2 separate regions of the Homo sapiens genome follow, and region 2 is linked to region 1. A link is a loop called in an ENCODE intact Hi-C map of the cell type or tissue named here. Cell type or tissue: natural killer cell. All regions are shown on one strand.

Region 1 (2,500 bases):
GAAACCCCTGATCCTAGGCTTGGGAGAAGCAAAGGATGCTGTTGTATGGAGGCTGGACAGTTCCAGAAGGGGTAAGAGGTGAGGCTGGAGCCTGCTTACCCAGACATCCTCCGCAGACTGGCTAAGGGTCTATCCTGAATGCAGTGGGATTGGCGTAGTGGCCCTGCTTGAGAAGAAAACCTTAGCAGGAGAAACCTTCAGGAAATTAAGTTAGCAGTCATAGCAAAAGATTGGAAACAACCTAAACGTCTCTTAGTAGGATTAAATAAGGGTGCATCAATTCAACGAAATACTACACAGCTGCTAACAAGAAAGAAGATGTGAGGATCTTCAAGCTCTAATGCTGAAGTTCATAACTGGGGTCCTAGAGAGAATTAAGGGCTCTGTGAACTAGGATGAGGGAATCACAGCTTGATTTTTCACTAACCTCTAACTATAATTCAGTGTCTCCTTTAATTATGAATGTAGGCCCCAAAACCCCAGTAGAATTAGCTGTGACTTGGTCACTGACAGAAATCACAGATATTCTCGTCTCACTTTACGGTTGTGGCACGTATCTCAAAAGATCAATTACATCACTACTTTGAAACTATTACTAGTGATTAGATCCACGGCTAGACCTTGGTATTTAATGTGTTAGCCAGGAATAACATGTATTACTAAGTGGCAAATGTATTTCTCTATTTTGACAAGTGTATTAAACCTAATTGGTTTCCTCTATAACCTTATGCGTTTTGTTTTATCCACTTAAATCACTACTCTAAGAAGGGGTCACTGGCTTCACCAGACTGACGATGGGGTTCATGGCATGAAAAAAAGGCTCAGAAACCCTGATCTGATGTTAACAAACATAGTGACATGCAAAAGTGTGGATCATATGCCACTGTATGTGTGTTTGTTCAAAACACAGATCAATTGAACAGAATAGAGAACCCAGAAATAGGCCCACATACATCTGCTCAATTGATTTTTAACAAAGGCACCAAGAAATTCAGTGGAGGAGTCTATGGTGCTGGAGCGACTGGACATCCACAGGCAAAAAAAGGAACCTTAATCTACACCTCAACACCTGATACAAAAATTAATTTGAATGTGAACTGTAAAACTGAGTCAGAATAAATGGGATGGATCTTATCGATGTCAATATTCTGGTTGTGATGTTGTACTGTAGTTTTGCACAATGTCACCATCGGGGGGAGCTGGGTAAATGGTACACAGGATTTCTCTGTATTATTTCTTACAACTGAGTATGAATCTATAACAACCTCAGAATTAAAATTTAATCTAAAAAAGCTTTTATATGTATAAATTATCTCTGGAAAGAGACACAAAAAAGAGGGATATCTCTGAAGGATATAAGTGAGCATGAGAAATAGAGGTGGGAAAACATATCTGTTCCTTGCTCATACTTTAAAATTGTTTACCATGTTTGTGCATTATTTATATTTATAATTAATTATGTTTAAACAAAAACAAACAAAAAGCCTGGAGAAAGATGAAGAAATAACCATGAAAAGAAACTATCCTAGGAAAAATCAAAACTATTTCCCAGGTAACATTTGAATTAAAAGCACTAATACTGAAAAATTTCCCATCTACTTTGTGAAACGGATAAGGCTTAATTTTTTTTTTTTTTTTTTGACATGGAGTCTCACTCTGTCACCCAGGCTGGAGTGCAGTGGCGTGATCTCGGCTCACTGCAACCTCCACATCCCGAGTTCAAGCGATTCTCCTGCCTCAGCCTCCCGAGTAGCTAGGATTACAGGCACAGGTCATCACACCTGGCTAATTTTTTATATTTTTAGTAGAGACGGAGTTTCACCATATTGGCCAGGCCGGTCTCAAACTCCTGACCTTGTGATCTGCCGGCCTCGGCCTCCCAAAGTGCTAGGATGACAGGTGTGAGCCACTGCACCCAGCCCTACAAGGCTTAAATTTTAATATGCTATTAATACTCATGTTTTTTTTAAAAACTCAACTTCATGTTTGTTTGTTCATCATTTTCAAAATGAAATTAAAGGATTTGGAAATTTCTGAGAAATGATTTCATTCCTCGTGTAGGACCTAAGCTAGTTGTTCTTTGCTTTTGACTGGTCCACACTCACTGAACCCCAGCTGGGCAGCAAGTCCTGGGGGGACCACTTCCCCAAGACTCCCTCTCAGAGAAGCAGGAGAGCACAGTGCAGCTAGGAACTTAGCTCTGCACTCAGGTGGAACTTGAATTTGCCACTTATGGACAGGGCAACTGAGGGGGAAAATCTAATCTCTGTAGGCCTCAGTTTTGCCATCTGTAAGATGAGGTACTTGGTGCCTGCCTGAGGGGTCACTCTGAGGACTCAGAGACAGAATGCGTAGGAAGCATTCAGCACAGTGCCTGGAATGTGGGGAGCACCAGGAAGTAAAGAGCCTTGGTCATTTCTAGCCTCTGACGTGGTCTCAAAAAGGTCACTGCCTTCAAGCATCCAATGACACAGGTGCCATCAAAGAAGGTGTTTCACAC
Region 2 (2,500 bases), 200 kb after region 1:
ACTCCCCTCTGCCAGCCTCTATATTTGCATCCTATCCATCTTTCCTGGCCCAGGGAAAATGCCATCTCCTCCAGAGGTGTCTGAGTCGTCACACTTTAAGATTCTAAGTCTGGAATTTGATGTGTCTGAAGCAGGAAGCATCTGGGTATGGAGGGAGATCCTGGCTGGGAACAGCAGTTTCAAAGTCCCAGTGATGGCACTGGCTCACTTCCTCAGCTGTGATAATTTTGCTGGGACTCACTGGCCAATGAGAATCCTCTTTCCTCTTTACCAAGCCCCATAATCAGATGATTCCTCCAATATGAAGGCCGCTACTGCAAGGGATGGGAGTCTCTCCAACTAGGGCATGTTGGAATAGGAACATTCCCCATTAATTATGGGAGAGAGAGGTGTCAGAAGGTCTTACTGGGCTTCTATGCTATAGCTTCCACCCTCCTAGGCAGAGGAAAGAGTCCTCCCACCCCTCATCTCTCAGAGCTTCTTCCGTTTGTGAGTGCTAGGAGTAGGGTCTCTCGGCCTACGTAGGCCTGAGAATATGGATCTTAAAGTTACTGTTGGCTCCAAAACCTCAGAGAAAACTCAGTATGAAGAAGCACTTCCTTGCCATCCAAGTCTTCAAGTAAAATTAAAAATTAAGGCGGGGCGCGGTGGCTCATGCCTGTAATCCCAGCACTTTGGGAGGCCGAGGCAGGAGGATCACGAGGTCAGGAGATTGAGACCATCCTGGCTAACATGGTGAAACCCCACCTCTACTAAAAATACAAAAAAAAAAAAAAAAATTAGCCGGGCGTGGTGGCTACTCAGGAGGCTGAGGCAGGAGAATCACTGGAACGCAGGAGGTGGGGTTGCAGTGAGCTGAGAGCACACCACTGCTCTCCAGCCTGGGCGACAGAGCGAGACTCCATCTCAAAAAAGAAAATTAAAAAAAAAAAAAAAAAAGCACTTCCCATCAGAACTCCCAGAAAGCAGTGAGTCCACCCTCCCTGCACATGCACAAGTTGGGTGGGGACAGGCAGGAAGGGAGCTCATCTAGGTGTCAGCGTAATATTGAGGGGCAGTGGCAGTGGCAGCATGTGCTTTTTCCACCAATGCCCCAGTGTCTCAAAAGCCCAGGAGGGGAAAAAAATTCAACTGTCAGACACTTGGTAGAGCTGTCAGAAACGCATGACACGAGCTACCTACCTGGTGAAACTGAAGACATCACTCTATTTTATCTTCAATAACAATGAAAATTCACATTTTTCCATCAGAAAGTGAAAACACAGACTCTGGGCGCCCCCACGTGGAAAGATCTGGTGCTGCCACCACCACCTCACCTTTGGCCACAGCCACTGCATCAGTGCCCCACCGGGGCCTACCCCCATCCCGGGGCCAGGTCTTGGCCTGTGTGTGGACGCACAGGAGGGAGGGAAGTGAGGAGGTCACTGCCCTGAAAAACAGCTGGAAAAACTCCAGGAAGGGAGGAGAAAACCAGAAAAGCCAAGAGGAGGAGTCAGAGTAGGAAAGAAAAGCCCCAAATGTGAGTTCTGGTTCTCTTGTTGTCATGGACTGTGTGACCCTGGGCAAGCTGCTCCTCTCTCTGGGCCTCAGTTTCCCCATCTATAAACTGGCAATAGGGCTGGCTGGCCTCTAAGTTCCTCCCGGCCACTGAACTCAGACTAGCCTACCAGAGAGAAGCCCAGAGCCCCAAGCAGAGCCATGACGTGTGTCCTTAATTACTGCACATCCCATAATTATACCTCATACCTGGGCCAGACCAGTTCCATCCACTCCACACCCACTCACTACAGGGAGCTCTGTACCAGGCCCTCAGGACAAAGGAGGGACACCCCCAGGCAGTGTGGATTCTTGGGGCAGATTGAAAAGGACATGAAACTCAGACGCCTGCGCGACTGAGGGGCTCAGAAACGAGGGCAGAGGCAGAGATTTCCCAAGCGGGGAAACGCCAGGGTGTCATGGAAGAGGTGGAATTTGGGCCCTTGGAAGATGAGAGCTCATCATTGCAAAATGTAGTGGTGGGCAAGAAGTAGGTTCCCAGCAGATGGAGCAACTTGAGTAAAGGCTTGGAGGTGGGAGCCTGTGCACTGGGCCCAGCAAATGGTCTAGCATGGCGGGAGCTGCGAACATTCAGGAGTGAGGTGATGGAGCCACAGGACTGACCCAAGAGACGCCTTGGATACCAGGCCAGGGGACTCAGGTGGAACAGTGCAGGTTATGCTATGCATCGCTATGCTATGAGGAGCCAACCCCAGACCCTGGTCCCTGGGAAGGGTCAGTGTCATTTAACAGATCATGTCCTGGGACCATAGCAGGGTCCTTCAAGACAGGCAGTGCTCTAAGGTTTCGGAATCCCCCTCCTAGTCCCACCATGCTCATGCTCATTTACCCAGTGAGGCCTGGGGGGCTCACAAAGGGCAGGTGTGTTGCCAGTCACCTAGCATGTCCGTGTTGGAAGCCCGCCTTCGCTATGCCTAACTGCACGTCCACCATTCAGCCCCCA

Evidence for each region. Peaks named below come from ENCODE experiments on the same cell type or tissue, not always from the same donor. Only the 100,000 strongest peaks of a DNase experiment are listed, where the experiment ranks them.
Region 2: it touches region 1 in a loop (6-fold over the local background); 15 of 110 quality-filtered maps call a loop at or near these places.

The regions. Positions count from the first base shown.
Region 1 is chr1:53,472,337-53,474,836 of GRCh38, reverse strand. No RefSeq gene overlaps it. Among named protein-coding and RNA genes, the nearest start is that of DMRTB1, 14 kb to the right of the region's middle. In natural killer cell, no CTCF peak of the experiment used is centred here; a DNase peak (open chromatin) is centred at 1,186.
Region 2 is chr1:53,277,195-53,279,694 of GRCh38, reverse strand. The region is part of intron 4 of LRP8 (LDL receptor related protein 8); the gene reads left to right. Among named protein-coding and RNA genes, the nearest start is that of MAGOH-DT, 40 kb to the right of the region's middle. RefSeq lists an enhancer at 1,248-1,307. In natural killer cell, CTCF peaks have their summits at 1,091 and 1,291 (motif pointing left); a DNase peak (open chromatin) is centred at 1,284.